Linked DNA regions of Mus musculus: region 2 is linked to region 1. A link is a loop called in an ENCODE intact Hi-C map of the cell type or tissue named here. Cell type or tissue: heart. All regions are shown on one strand.

What was found. Hi-C counts contacts between places; a loop is a spot of excess contacts. Peaks named below come from ENCODE experiments on the same cell type or tissue, not always from the same donor. Only the 100,000 strongest peaks of a DNase experiment are listed, where the experiment ranks them.
Region 2: it touches region 1 in a loop (2.3-fold over the local background); 14 of 42 quality-filtered maps call a loop at or near these places.

What each region holds. Positions count from the first base shown.
Region 1 is chr15:63,993,223-64,001,222 of GRCm38, reverse strand. All of the region lies in intron 2 of Cyrib (CYFIP related Rac1 interactor B), which reads left to right. Among named protein-coding and RNA genes, the nearest start is that of Gm25628, 29 kb to the left of the region's middle. In heart, a CTCF peak has its summit at 3,257; a DNase peak (open chromatin) is centred at 3,022; H3K4me3 peaks cover 2,568 bases; H3K27ac peaks cover 2,242 bases.
Region 2 is chr15:64,056,010-64,064,009 of GRCm38, reverse strand. It overlaps Cyrib (CYFIP related Rac1 interactor B), which reads left to right and starts at 3,562. Exons shown (of 13, transcript NM_001360036.1): 1 at 3,562-3,815. In heart, a CTCF peak has its summit at 3,325; DNase peaks (open chromatin) are centred at 2,179, 3,329, 3,679, 4,809 and 1 weaker place; H3K4me3 peaks cover 1,891 bases; H3K27ac peaks cover 1,766 bases.

The DNA.
Region 1 (8,000 bases):
CAACTTGGACCCCTCCAGAGCCTCTCTGCTGGCCTCCTGGCCTCTATTGTCTCCCACAGTGGGTCCATTTGGACATCCTGTACCAAGTGGTCTTGATAGGAAATATATCAGATTCTGTTTCTCCCTTCGTTACAAGTATCTTTTCCTGTCACTGTGTTAAGATTTGCGGTGGCTTTGGCTTTTTATTGTCCTTCTCTCCTATCCCAGATGTCTCACAGACTTCTCTTGCTCCCTTGCTGCCCCGTTTTCTTGCCTCAGTTCCTCAGGACCAACTCTAAAGGTCCCCCAGCTTTGGCAAAACCTTCAGAGCTGTTCCAAGCAGAGATGGCTCCTTCTTACAACATACATTACAACATTCTCTGTTACAATTTCCAAGCTCTTGCTCTTTTATAGAAACCTCCAGAGACCTCAAAGAGGGACCATGTGTTCTCTACCTCAGACCTTCCCATGAATCCTGGGATATAGTAGAAGGGATAGCACAAAACGTTGATTGAACCCAACAGTTTATCTTAATGTTATAAAGATTTATTCATTTTCATTTGTGTGTATGTGTACATACACATAGGTGTAAGCATGTGGATACAGGTGCCTGTGAAAAGCCTGAGAGTGTCAGATTTCTTAGGAGTGGAAAATGGAAGGCAGTTGTGAGTGGCCTGATGTGAGTGATGGATCCTGATACACAAACACACACACACACACACACACACACACACACACACACACACACACATACACATTAACACATGCACGCACACAAACGTGCACACACACATGCACACACACAAACAGGCACACACACACACACACATGCACACAGACATACACGCACACTCACACACGCATGCACACACACACACATCCTCTGTAAGAACAGTTAAGTGTTCCTAACTGCCGAGCGTCCCTTTAGCTCTGTCATCATCGTCGTCGTGCTTTGAAATTTGAGAAGTAGACAGAGTGTAGTATATATATGTGGAGAATCAGACAGATCTCGGAGCTGACAGATTGCGTTCGAATCCTGGAACTGTCACATACTGAACCCCGCATTCCTCATTTACAAAGCGGACATGAAAACAGTACCAGATGGGTGTCTATGAAAAGCAAAGGAGGAAATGCAAGTCAAAGGCTGCGTACAATGCTTGGCACCGTGTAAGTAGTGAGAGGATTCCAGAGATCTGAGGTAGTGGCCCTGACTGCAGCGTCTCTGACTGGCCAGGCCTCTTTTGCCAACGTCTTCCCGGTGTCCTTCTGCTTGCTTTTGTAATCTAAAACTTCTAAACCTTTGGCCTCAGCTGAATGAAATGTGATTGTGGTGAGGCAGAAGGGGGGAGAAAGAACTGTGGAAGAAGAAATTTAGCCTTTCTTGTAGGGGGCTTGTTTCCTGAGCCAGCTTTCTGCACATGGGCAATGGTGGAGCTTGCTTGTGTTTCTCGCTATGTCCAGAAAATGGGTCCTGGGTCGATGAGGGGGAAGCTGCTCAGAAAGGAGCCTTTTGTGCTCTCAGCAGACCTGTCTCATTGTTTTTAGTCACCAGCCAACTCTTTTCAGAGTATAAGCACCTCAGGGCCAATGTCCACTTCTGATTCCCACAGATAGCATTAAGGCCAGTGGGTGAAGACTGTAGCGAAGTGTTCCTTATGGTTGGAGGTGTTCCAGCTAAACTGGATGTTCATGGGAGAGATTTCTGCAGTTGTTGTGTGGTTGCTTAGAGGGACCAGTCAGATACATGGTGTTACATTCGTGGGCCAATGAATACCAGTGTGTGTCAGGTAAATGGAGCAAGCCTTATTGGATGGTGAGGATAGTTTAATAAAAAATGATGAAAACCCGATGTAGTGTTGAGTCCAAAGCCTCCTGAAGTATAAAGATCTGAGATCTAGGATTCTTGCCCTCAATGTACAACCCCCACCCCAGGCTCTCCTGGATTGCATACCATATTGTCTTCATGAAACTGAAGAGGCAGACAGGCTTACTACAGTAGAAGACACCAGATTGAGTTAACTGGCTACATTTATCAAGGCCAGCGGTTCTTAAATGATGAGTGTTGGGAGTAAAGGGTAGGCTTGTGGGTTCGAACTGCCCCTAAGTTCATGAGTTGGAAAATCATATGCAGATTTGTGTCTATATATGCATCCTCCTAAGGAGAAAAAAAGAAAGTCCATACTTTCATGGGATTTTTCAGTTGGGGTCTTAACCCCCAAAATGCTCAAAACCTTACTTTCATCTTAGTGCTGTGCTCAGAAAACTAAATATAGTTATGGGAGAGGTAATTGTGCTAAACGTTTATATTTCCCTGCTAGTGCTCCGAGTTTTACAGCAGGATTCGAATGAACTAGTAGATGAGACCTTTTTTTGTGTGTTCAGAGGGGAAGGGAGCATTTATTTGCCGAGAGTGACAGTAGGATTAGAAAAGTAATTAAGTGGTGTAGCTCTACATCACATCAGAATTACAGCCCACTCGACGTTTCTGGAGTCGACGACCCCAGAACAAGGGTCTGATTTATCTAAAAAGACTGCCTGTGGTAAGCCACGTTATCAAGTGAGTCTCATTTCTGTTCCCAGACTGATCATTTAACACCTCCCAAGGGCGTCTCTGCGATAGCATCGCAGGCGATAACGGAGCTTCTCCCTAGGCCCTGGGGAGCCTGCCTAGTGCCAGAGCTGCCTCTGGAAGCGCGCGCGAGAGGCTCAGTACCAGGCCCGAGGGGAAAGGCTTGCTGCCAGGAGCCAGACCTCTCCAGGTGCGGGATGCTGGAATGTGGCGTCTCCCTGGGTAATTAGCTCAGAGCCTTGGTCTCTTTTTGAGCTTGTACTTGTTCACCGCCGCAGTAAGACCCTGGCAACCTCCCGAACGCCGCCTCCCGCGAAGGTGCTGCCCCTTTAAGGGAGGGCGTGGTCTCGTATGGCGTGGCCGCGCCCCCCGGCTTTCCTTGGGGCGCGCCGGACCACCTGTCTCCGGCCGCGCCCCGCCCCTTTCCCGAGGGGTGGGAGAAGAGGGCGGGGAGGACGGTCCAGGCTTTACCTTGCGCAGCGGTCGCGCGGCGCATGCGCACGGCCGGACAGGTCCGCGGCGCCCTCACTTCCTGGCACTCCCCCTCCCCCCTTCGCCGTTACCCTGTACATCCGGGTCTCTTGCCCTCCCCACTCCAAGCCGCCGTCGCCGCTGTCGCCTGGCTCTTCGCGGCTCCGCCAGAGGGGCAGGTGCGGAGGGGCTCCCGGTCCGGCCGCCGCCGCCGCCGCCCCGCTCCGGGCCCGGGGCTCCCCCTAGCGCCGTGACGAGCCGCCGGCGGCCGAGAGAAGCGCGGCCGAGTGCCCGAGCTCGCGGCGGGTGAGTGACCGGCCGGTCGTCTCCTCACGCCCCTTGCGCCGCGGCGGGCCGCGCGGCCGCTCTGCGCGCTCCCGGCCCTGCCTGGGCCCGGCCTCCGCCCATTCATTCTCGGCGTCCGCTCTTCCGCCCGGGCCGCGGCGCGTGCGGGAGCCGGCAGCCCCGTGCCGGGCGCTTCTCGGCTCCCCGGCTTTTTTGCCTGCCATCCTGCCCCCGTGCTCCGCTGCGCCCCGACTCCCAGGCTCCTCCGTGCCCCGGCGTTCCCTGCTTTCCGGGCCAGCTCTCCCGGGCCCTCACCCCTCCTTTCCTCGGACCATGCCACGCTTTGCCGGGACACCCTGCGCCCCTGGAGGGTTTGTGTGTCTTTGCTCCCATCGCTGCGTCTTTCACCTATGAGGCCAGACCTTTCAACTTTTAATTCCCCGCGTTTAAAGTCCAGATGCTCAATCCTAGGGTGTGGCCTTAGTGTGTTTCCAACACACACACACACACACACACACACACACACACACACAGCTTTTTATTATAATTACCCAAATCTATGTCTGTCAGAGTCTCGTGAGAGTGGCCATCGGGATGTGTGTGTAATCTCGTGGCTTCTTTGGACCACTCCGCCTCCCTCGTATGTGGTACATTCATTTTTCTCTTGAGCATAAAATTTGTCAAAAAGTGTTCTTTTCAATGATCCCATGCCTGCTTTGCAGCATCACCTGTTTGTACTGTTAGTGAGACTTTTTCTTGCCTCTGACAACTCTTATAGCACTCCTTGTTATCCCTTTCCACTCCACATACTGCTGGGATGCCTGAGCCCTTGCAGAACCACCAAATGCCCGTTCTGGATAAAGCAAAGTTTTCTCATTCGTTGACACTTTCTCTCTTCTCCTGAAGTGTATTAAGTCTGACACCTTTGAACCCTGCTGCGTGAGAAATGTGTTCCAATCAATTTTGAGTTTTTTGAGTCTTATAGTTTGGTATACTGATGTTCCTGTAGCCTAAGGAACTCTTGTCACTTGTGTGTCCTAGCACCTTAGTGCACATAATTTTAGATTAGCATACCCCAAGAAAAAACACACAGATCCTTTTCATGTTTTAATTGTGTTTAGTAGTAGAAATGGAAGCTTAGTGCTGAGGATGAGTGTAGTTGGAGCGTATTTGATAGTCTGTTGTAAAGTTTAACTGAAATTGCCTAATCAGCATCTATAAAATGAACTAACAGCACTTTCTGCACTGTGACTTTCATGGTCCGTTATGGTGAACTCCAGTTCATTTCAGAGCACACATGCCATATATCATGGCAGCCATACCACCCTGTAATGGCCACAGCAGCATTTTCTAATACTTTTTTCTTTCTGAGCAACTAGGTTTTTGTTGTTGTTGTTCTTGGGTTTGGAGGTTCCCCACCACCACCACCACTTTAGGCTTTGAATAGCCACTTTACAGATTTCTCTTTTTAAAAAAAAATTAATGATGTGTGTTTGTGTGTGAAAGTGGAGGAGTCTGCGTGTGATTCTGGAGTTGATTCTGTTTTCTTCCTTCACCATGGGATTCAGGGATTGAACTAAAGTAGCCATGCTTGGGCCATCTCACCCTGCCCCAGCAGCAAGATTTCTCATTCTTTTTTTTCCCCAGAGTGATTTTTTTCAGGATGACTTAGAAAATCCCTTATAACATCAGTAGTGATGTGGCTGCCTTGGAGGAAAGCCTTGCTTTGTAAAATGCTCTACATTTGGTGGTTCTGTAGTGTTATATGTAAATGCACAGAGTATATATACTTTTTTCTTCACTAAGAAGGAGACCATTTAATCAAGGGGGGCTAGGTTAATAAGTTGCTTTTGGTTGTTCCAGCAAAGAGTGAAGGCAGTTGATTTCTTACATGGTATAGGTGATGTTTAATGGAGTTTAAAAATTCATTTCTCTGAGCTTTCTGAAAATAGGTTAAAAATAAGGTGTGTGGAATTGTGCCATGTTCAAGATTATTTGACTTTGAAGCAACCATTTATCTTTACTTAGTAAACAGTAATTGATGGAGAAGTACAGAGTGATGGGTTTTTCATATTATTCCTAGTCTCCTTAGGGAAAAGCCTGGATTATCACTCTTACTAAGTATTGATGCTTCAGTTGTTAAGAGCCAGTAATTTTCTTTTCCCTGTTTAAGGAAAGCAAAAGACTATATTATCTGAAAACACTTGTGTTGGTCTTTATATCCTGTCTATTATTTTTGGTTATTCTTTTATAGCACAGCTTAGCAGTTTCTGCCTGGTGTATAGTGTATGAATTGTTAATATTTTGGGCATCCTAGACTGTAACAGCACTTTGGAACTATTGTAACTATGTGGCAAAAGTTTTAGAGAAAGATATTTTTTGCTCTGAGCTGCAGATCTCAAAATACTAAGTATTTTGAATTTGCTATGTTGGGTTATTAAGTTATTTTGAGATCTTTAGGGGGCAAAGAAGAATAGACATAACATTAGCGTCTAATTTATAGGCTGGATTTGTTTATTTCAAATGGGTGTGTCGATACATATATCTTGCCAGTATTCATGAACAGTAGTCACTTTAGAACATTTCTCATGTGTTTAGTTTGTTTCCCAGAGTTAGCATAAAGTGTTTTGGTTATGGGAGCTCTTCTATATCTGTTTACTAAAGTAGATTAATTTATTCAAAGATTTTTTTTTTAAACACATAGCAAAGATGGCATAATCCAACGGTACAGTGGTAACTTGGTTTTGGACTAGTCATGCTGATATGCTACCAGTAGCTAACACTTGTACTAGGTTTCTTTAGGCCGAGGTAGTACTTTAAGATATGGTTTAATTTTAAAACAGTCTTGTTAGATAAATACTTATACTGCTGTCTGATAGATGAGGAGTCAGGTGCTAGGCTGCAGTGTTGAGCAGCTGCCTTATACCCAGTAAATTAGCTAGATGACAACCTTGGAAGACATAGGTTAACTTTGATTCATTCTTGATCAACATTAGAAAACTAAGGTTCAAAGAGCTTTGGCTATTTGTTCAGGTGGCTTCTAGGTAGAATACCTTTTTGACTCACAGTCTTTAAATACATTTTTATTTCAAGGTATTCGTTTGAGGCCTTATTTTACATTAAATATTTAGATGGTATTCTTTAGGCAAGAAATCTTTTTGCATTCTTTTCTCCCCTGCAGTAATTTCTACTTAGTGTACTTTGCTAGTGCATCATGTGGCACATGTTAAATCTTGGACTGATAGTGTCTGGGACACTTCTTCCAGTCATCAGTTGGCATGCTTTCAGATAATTTAGATGATACTGAATTGTAGGTCAGAATAAACATTTTTGGATATTATTTGCTAAGGAAAAGAATTATGACATTATTAGTTGGGACTACTTGTGCCACCTCTCTCTTTTTATAAGGGTAATAGGGAATTGAATACACTCATATAAATGAATCTGAGATTTAACTAGGTCTTGAGCAGTTATTTGCCACTCTTTCTTCTTTCCCTGATTGAGATTAAAACCAGAGCCTTACACAAGCTTCTCTGCATATGCCCTACTATTGATATCTGCTTTAATCCCTTGAAGTATACATCTGTAGGTTTTTTTTAACTTAGAGATTCTTTTCATTGTAAAATTGTAGTGCTTATATGTGATTTTAAAAAACAGTGTATATGGACATAAAACATGACATTTAATTTCTAGTTTGAAATAGGATAATCCTGAGATTATAAAATGTGAGTACCAAATCACACCTGTAATCCTAGCACTTGAGAAGTAGAGGTAGGATTACAAGTTCAAGTCCACCCTTGGTTACATGAGACTGGATCTCTGAACAAATTTCTAAAACAGTAAAATGGAAATGCATAACCCTGTGACATTATTGTAATTTTCTTTCATTCCTTTTTAAAGACAGGGCCTCATTGTGTAGTTTTAGGTTGGTCTTGAATTTGAAATCTTGTCTCAACCTCCCTAGTGTTGGTATTATAGGTGTGTACCTTCACACAAGGTGTCTTATATGTCTTCACACAACAGAAGAAGCTGGATATAAATTCTTTTCTTTGACATATGGTATAATTCTTTGGTATGTCAATGGCCATTAATTTACCCAAGTAGTTATTGAGCACAAATCGGTGTAACAGTGAAAAAAATCAGTTGTGCTCCCTTCTCATATCTATTCCCTTGATAAAACACTGATGCTTGGAGCAGAAAAGAATTTCTTTGGCTTACAAGTTATTGTCCTTTGATGGAAGCCAAAGTGAGGACTTAGAGTGAGAGAACTCTGCTATGACTTCCTTTCTGTACTGTTTAGCTTTCCTTCTTATATAACTCAGGACCACCTACCACTGGATAGCACTACTCACAGTGGGCTTCCACCCCCCTACATACACATAATAGTTAATCGAGAAAATGTCCCACAGACATGCCCACAGGCCAGTTTGTCTAATAGAAGCAATTTTTCTGTGAGGTCCCTTTTTCCCATCTGACTCTAGTTTCTGTCAACTTCAGCACAGTGACTTACGTGCTAATACATTATGTGGGTTTCCAATCTTAGAAAATCAGGGTGAACCATCCTGCTGTGTGTATTACCTTCCAAGGTAGGACCTGGGAAATTGGCCAGGCAGATAAATAGTGAGTGCATGGGAATATGGCGAGAGATCATATTAGAATCTTAATATTTATTCTGTGTGGCAGTAATGGGCATGGT
Region 2 (8,000 bases), 63 kb before region 1:
AGGTGGAACAACATTATGAACTAACCAGTACCCCGGAGCTCTTGACTCTAGCTACATATATATCAAAAGATGGCCTAGTCGGCCATCACTGGAAAGAGAGGCCCATTGGACTTGCAAACTTTATATGCCCCAGTACAGGGGAACACCAGGGCCAAAAAGGGGGAGTGGGTGGGCAGGGGAGTGGGGGTGGGTGGATATGGGGGACTTTTGGTATAGCATTGGAAATGTAAATGAGTTAAATACCTAATAAAAAATGAAAAAAAAAAAACTCTCTTAAGTATCTGAATGGTATTTCATTCTTTATTTTCCTAAAAACACAAACTCAGTCAGGTAACACTGATACATGTTCTGAGTTAATAAGTCTTGTTTTAGTTTTAGTTGCTGTAGAACTATTTGTAAAAGGCAGTGACCCCTCCCGAGGACTTCCCACCACACTTGCTTGCCGAGAGTCCCCCACTCTGATCCATTTCTGGTTGCAGATACAATGGGATACTCTAATATAACGTAGTTCATGTAACATCTACAGAGCCCAGATTCGAAAGCTGTTCCGAGACATTCCATGCGCTCTTCATGGCTATCCATCCCTGGGATTTGATTAAAGCATGAATTTATTATCTCAAAGGAAACCCTTTACACATCACACACTCACTTTCCAACGCTTCCTGCTCCCTAGTCCAGCAGTCCCCAGCAGCCCCCACAGGACACATGTTGTTTGGTTATCTGGTTGGTTTTGTTTTGTTTTGTTTTGTTTTGTTTTGTTTTGTTTTGTTTTGTTTTTCTTGAGACAGGGTCTCACTGTGTGGCTCTGGCTGGCCTGGAACTCACTATGTAGACCAGACTGTCAAACTCACAGAGATCCTCCTGCCTCTGCCTCCTGGGCACTGGCTTTAAAGGCATGTGCCACTGCACCCCACAGATTTTGTGTTTTTGAGACAAGGCCTTGCTCCATGGCCCCGCTGGCCTCGAACCTCTGATTCCTGGGCTTTGGAAGGCTCAAACTCCTTGTGCTGTCCATGAGAACCACTGTTCCAGCTTTAGCTTCATGCTACATACAGCAGGACACGCTACATCACGGAGAAGGATGTCCATCCGGCCTGATGTGCTGATGAGCCATCTGCAGGCATCTTCCGTGTGCACTACTGTGTCCCCGCACAGCATCTGGCCGGGCTCCATCTAGTTTAGCAGCTTCTGCATCATCTCTGGGATCTGTAGGGCCAGAGGGGAGGGGAGCCAGACAAACAGGCAAGAGGCCTTCCCTGAGTTTGCTTTGGTCATGTTGGGATGCAGCATGTGTTTAATTGTAAACTACTAACCCAGCAGGACAACAGTAAGTGCCTGAGTCACCTGACTTTCACCTTCTGTCGATTTTTAGGCAGGGCAGCATCCGCTCCTGCAAACACACACACAAAGGAAATACAAGTTTTTGCTCGAAAGATGCCATGAGATCCAGATTTTAATATTAAGATAAAAAGATGGCACCACAGTTGGCAAATCATGTAAAATTCATCATCTCATGTAGTCAGTCCTTCCTATACCGGAAGGAAGGTGACATTATCATATCCATTTACAGATGGACGAGTGACAGTGGGGGGGGCCGGGGAGGGGGTACATGACGTGCCTGTGCCTGTGTCGTTGGGAATGGCAGGTAGTGTTCCTTACAGGATGTTGGAGTTCACTATTTATTGTCAGGGTTGATCTCTCAGGCCACCACAGACTTGCCACAAAGACTCTGAAAACACTCTTTCCAGCTCTCCATTTGCTTGCATCTGACAAGCATACCAGAGTCTGATTGAACAAGCAAGACTCAGCCTCTGAATCTGGGAACAGACTTTCCTATCTGAGACACATGGGAATGACTGGTTGGAATTCAAGCTAGCAAGTGGTGAACTCAGTGGAACACAGGCTAAGTGTAGACCCCTGACCATGCCCTCCTCTTCCCCTGCTCTTCCCTGCCTCCTGCCCACACTCAGGCTGCACTCCAATTGCCCTAAGCTGTTTGAAGTCCCCCCAGCTTCTTAGGTCCTTGAGTCTTTTAACACTTATTCCAATAGGAGCAGCAGCAATGGTCATAGCCTTTCTAGGTTCTGTATATAGACTCATTACAGTCTGTTCCATTTCACATGGCTCAGACTGGGCACGTCCTTGGGCTTCAAGTGACACAACCTGGGTGCTTGCCTGGCTCCTCTGGTATGTGATAGGCATGACCTCAGGCTGATGCCATCTGTCCCTGCTTCAGCCTCTTCATGTGTAACTCTGGGCAGGCTGCTTCATGGACTGTGGTGAGAGCTAAGTGAGGTGGGCACAGCCTCTGGCACCTGGTTCACTCTGAACTTCCAGACTGAGGCCCTCCCATTTTGCATGCTCTCTGCTGTGCCCAGGTTTAAAACCTCTTCTGCTGTCCCCTCAACTTTATAGCTGACCGTTGATTCAATATTCAGACCACTTCTTACACTGTTAAGATGGCATCTGCTCCCCAGAGCCAAGAGTTCTGATGCCCTGGCAGGCTCTGATGTTGGACCAGGGTCATGAAGTGCAATGGTCAGGGAGGACTTGAACTCAGGCCCTTAGCCTCCCAGGCAATTCTTCCCTTGGCCTAAAAACCTCCAGAGACTTCTAGAAAGCACTTCTGCTTTCCCTTTGGGTTTGCTATGCCAAGTGGGCCACACACCCTTTCTCGCTTGTCCCAGTGCAAGCAAGCTTTCATCATCAGAGTGGCTCTACCCAGCACTACAAAGTTTTTTTGCAATCAAAAAAATTCCCTGAGAACCGTCCTGGAGGCCTCAGCAACCCCAAGTTCCCCGAATTGGCCCAGGTTAAGGAAAATCTGGACACACCCCTTTGTTAAAGATGAAATAGTCCAAGGTAAATCAGTCCCCAATATTGTACCCCCAAGCCCCTAGCACAGGTGGAGGGGTGATAAGAATGAGAAGGAGGGGCAAAAGTTGTGGATGTAACCCTTTTGATACCACGTTAGAGGTCAGGGAAAAGATATTTCACGGAACATTAAATATTCCTGAAAAATCTGGTTGAAAATCAAGATAACGATGACATGGACTTGAGGGCAGAGGAGTAAAGGAGAGGGGGAAAATGCCCCTTAATGATGTCCTAGGCAAAGGGAAGGACAGGGGTCCCCACACCAAAAATCCCAACAAGGAGATGGTATTTGGGGAGTTTCCCCTTCGCTAAATCACAAGTCCTGGGACGACCGTGTGACCGTGTGGGTAGCCCAGACCCCCTCCTCGCATCGCCTCTGCTTTATTGGTGCCCGGGCTTGCACCACTGGACCCCATGGGTGTTTTTCTGCCCGGCTCCCGCGGTCCAGGGGCAGCCAGGCAGGTGGCGCCCGAGCCGAGCGCATCTCGACCCCTCGTCCCAGGTGAGGGAGGGGCCGCGGGGACCCGGCGCCCTGGGGGTCGGGCCTAGGCGCCCGGGACTCGCCCAAGGTCACTGTGCGGGCTGGGGCGGGGGCGGTGCGGGGCGGTCCCGGGCGCGGTGACGCGGGGCCCGTGCTGCGGCGGGGCCCGGGCGCGGGGGGCGGCGCGTCGCGTCCTCCTTTTGTGCGGCGCCGGGCTGGGCTGCGAAGGTAAACAGCGCTTCCTCTTCCTCCTCGCCGCCTCTTCCTTTTATAGCGATTTCTGGCCGCGCCGGGGCCGGGCCGCTGCTGCTGCCGTTTGCTGCTGCTGCTGTCGCTTGCTGCCGCGGCGGGGCCGCTCGCGAACCTGCGGCGGGGACGCGCGAGCCGCCGACCCGGAAGCGGCGTGTGTGCACCGCAGGCTCCCGCCGCCAGCTCGCCCGCCCGCCCGTCGGGCCGCCAGGTACGTGCAGGGCCGGCCGGGAGCCTGCTGCGGCGTCGCCGCCCTGGTTCACCGGGCTGCAGGGAGGGAGCGAGCGAGCGCCTGGGGCGCTGTGCACTGGGAGGCTGGGGCGCGGGGTCCGAGTGGTTGTCCCCGGGCACACCCCTCTTGCAGGCCAGGTGAGCGCTGCAGGGCCTGACCCGGGCTCCGCGCTGCCCTCCGCTAACTTCATTTTGGGGGTGGGGGTGGGGGTTCCAGGCCAGGAGGCTGAATTGAGGAACCAAAAGGGCGAATAGACTCGCACCAGCCTGACTTCCTTCTGCTCCGACCCCCGCCGGCGTTTAAACAGCACTTCCTCTTTGCCCGTTATGTTTTCATCATCATCGGCATCATCATCATCATTATCAGTTTTTTTTTTTTTTTTTTTTTTGAAAAATGGAAGTTTAGTGTTCAGAGGTGGAGGCATTTGGAGCCCACAGGGCTTTCTGGGGGTCGTGCACACACAGTAGGTCTGGAAGGAATCCGTGTGTCCTCTGAATGTGGGTCTTGTGTCTGGGGTGGGAGGAAAGAGGAACCCGGACTTCCTTTGCAAGCAGAGCCCTAGGGGGTTGTCTCAGATCCCCACCCTGCCGCTAGAAATGGAGGGGTGGGGGAGGGCTTGAGTGTGAAGGTGGCGCAGCAGGGAGAGTCACGTGGCTGTGCACCTCTGTCTAATTCTTGGTCCTACCACTCACAAGCTTTGTGACCTTGGCCAAGTTGTCTGCATTCTCTGGGTCTTTCGGCTCCTTGTGTCTGTAAAATGGGCCGCTCTCAGTTCTGGCCTGCAGTAAATGGGACTAGGTTTCCTGGCCTTGAGGTTCAGGGTGGGAATGTCACCTCCCCTTTAATGCCTTCATCCCTTAAGACACGTGCCGGGCGGGAGCACAGGGAGGCTTCCTATAGATAGTTGTGAAATGAATTGGTGGCTGGTAAATTTTGAGAAGTGAGCCCGTAGGCTTCCTCATTTTTGCCTTCTTTGCCCTTAACTTCCACCCCATCATCACCAGAGCCATGTTTTGTTACTTCAGCCTCCAGAAATCCGCGGATCCCTGGAGGAAATAGGGACTCCCTCTGAGGAAGCTTCCACTCTGATTTTGATTGAGACTCTCCCTATTCTTGGAGGGTTGTATTCAGTGTGGAGAAAAAGGAAGCTTTTTTTTTTTTTTTTTTTTTTTTGCGATGACAGTGGAGGTGGCTGGCAGGGTTGCCAGCTGGAATGATTTCCCAGGCCCTGGGCTCCATGTAACTGGGAAGGAGGCTGGGGGAGGTGGCTTTTTCTCCTGTGGTGGAGCCTGCAGAACAGGTCACCTGGCTAGGCTTTCTTCCTGGAGGCACTTTGTAATAAGTATGCTGTAGATTATGAGTGTGTGTGTGTGTGTGTGTCACAGAGAGAGAGAGAGAGAGAGAGAGAGAGAGAGAGAGAGAGAGAGAGAGAGAGGAGGGAGGTATTTGTGCACTTTGGGAAATTTTAAGGAAATGTTGCTTTGTCTAACAGCCATTTCCCCCCTCTTTCTTTTCACATCCAAAGCCTTGTGTGCATGTCTCTGAAGTCTGAGAGCGACTGCTTCTTGCTTTGTTAATTTCTTGACGTGTTGAGACAGGACCTTATGATGTATCACAGGCTGGCCCAGAACTTGTGAATGTTCCAGCCTCTGCTACCCAAGTTCTGAGACCACAGGTGTGTGGCACTGTGTCCCTGGTCACTTCCATTCATTTACTACCGAGGCAAGCAAGCTCCTCCATTCAGAGACACTGCTACACAGCTCTTGTTAATGCACATGGTGGCCACAGTCACCTGTGTGGCAAGAGAGAATCTTTCCATTTCACCCAGACTTGGTGTGAGGCCAGGGCTTCCTGTTACTCAGCCTGGGAGAGGCAGGTGCAGGACCTTAGGGCTGCAAATCTAGCCTGGGGTTCTGGTGGTCCTCTGCATCCTGAATGGCTTTGTGTCACCTTGACAACTGTGTCTGGCTTATCCTGGGAAAGATGGACCTGTGTTCTGAATGAGTGAGAAAGTGATGGCTCCCCCTCTGTGCTTTGTGAATACATTCTGTCTACATCCCAAGGTCAGCATCTGGCATCAAAGTGACCTTGATGTTGTTCTCTGGTGGTTCTTCCTGAAGTAAAGTCATGGCTCCTAGTCCCTGGCGGGCCTTACATCTCGAGACGGGTGCACAGAAAGGGCTCTTAAGAGACACTGATGCCAGGAGATTGTGGCTGCATGTCCAGCATCTCTGCCATCTCTTTGATTGGAGAAACCACCTTTCTTGTGGCTTTGGTGGTGTGGGCACTTGGCTATCTTTAACAAATCTGTCTGAGGCTGTGCTGTGTAGATTTAAACTGGTTGCGTGAACTGGGTGTGGTGGTGCCTACCTGTAATGTAACACTATGGATGTTGAGGCAGGAAGATCACTGGTTCGAGACCAGCCTGTGCTATGTGATGAGCTGCTGTCTGACACAGACAAACACCCATAACATCAGTTCATCTGAGTGGTCAGCAGGTGGTCTTACATCACTATCACCTTGAAGCCCCCTTTTCCTGCCTGCAAACTGGTGAGCTAGTTCTAGCCCTTGCCCATCGCACAGGGTACTCATAAGAGAGTAGGATCCAAATGTAAACCCATTTTTCTGTTGCTCACTCATGTGCATCCAAGGTTCTGTGCAGTGTTCTCATCTGTAAAATGGGCAGATGAGTCGTGCACTTGAATCTGCATCAGTTATGTGATGGAAGTCCCGAGAACAAGACCAATTATGGCAATAGTAGTGGCAGTCTTGCCTGTCAGAGCATAGACAAAACGATTGTAGGAGCCCCTCTCTGTTTTAGCTGCAGTGAAACTTCCAGAGACAAAACGGGAAGAGGCCAGGGAGGGAGGGCTACTAACTTTCCTAAGAGGGGGTGTTTTTTTATAGGTTGCTGAAGACGGAGTGTGAGCTCTTGTGTATCCATAGCCCCGGGTACAGAGGCTTGCCAATACATGTTACCCCCCACCTTTCTCTCTGGTTCTCTCATAACCCATCCACCCTCTATGTGTTGGTGACACCCCTCCCTTATCTTCCTGAACCCGTGTATCTTCTTCCTGTTTTTAGCCAAGACTTGACTTCCCCTGTGTCTCAAGTGGACCCAGTATAAATTGTTTTTAGTAGAACTTCAGAATTTAGACTTCAGATAGACCTGAAGGCTAGATGGCCTTAGGTTGAAAGATAACTTCCTCGTCAAGGATATAGATAAGGGACAATTACCTGTACCCCACTGCCACCCCACCCTCCACCCCCGCCATCCATTTCTAGTTCCAGAGGCACTGAGAGTGTGGGTTTGGGGATCAGAGTACCCACTTGTGGGCAATCCTTCCTTTCTCTTTGAACCCTCATCATCTGTAACGTGGAGAGTCATGCTGGCCATCTGGAGGTGGCGTTGGGATCAACACAGAGGTTGATGGACCAGTATTGCACACAGTAGGTGCTCAGTAAATGTTTTTGCTTCCCCTCTATGAGGCTCTTTCTGTCCTCATCTAGTGTCACCATCCTGTCCCCCGTAACCCCCCCACTCCTCCCTCCCGTTCTGCTTTGGGAAGCAGCTCTGGGCTAGCGGGCTATTCCTAGAAAGATCTGGATTCTGCAAGCACTTGGAAGCCCAAGAGTGTTCTTCTCATCCAATTGTTGACCGGCTGGTGTCTGGGCTTCCACTGAGTGGGAGATGGTTCCATCAGAGCTTGTCGGGAAGACGAATCGGACGAGTCATTCACTCAGCTTCCATTCTGTCCCATTCATTCCTGCCCCCACTTGTCGAAGCCTTAGTAGCTGCCATCTGCTCCATGAGTATCGTTCATAAATATATAAATAATCGAAGTGGATGAAGTCTGCTGGAAGAAATGTGGCCCAGAGTGGCTTTTATAATATTTAAGACAATCTGAAACTACTAAAGGAGTTGCAGGGCTTATTTAAAGAAAGAAAGAAAGAAAGAAAGGAAGGAAGGAAGGAAGGAAGGAAGGAAGGAAGAAAGAAAGGAAGGAAGGAAGGAAGGAAGGAAGGAAGGAAGAAAGAAAGGAAGGAAGGAAGAAAGAAAGAAATTGTGTTTCGACAGGCTCCCTTTCGTGGCAAGAGCAAAGGAAATGTGTTTTTGGAATGTGGGTGAAGGACCTGTGAGGGGTCAGTGGACAGCTTGTGCAT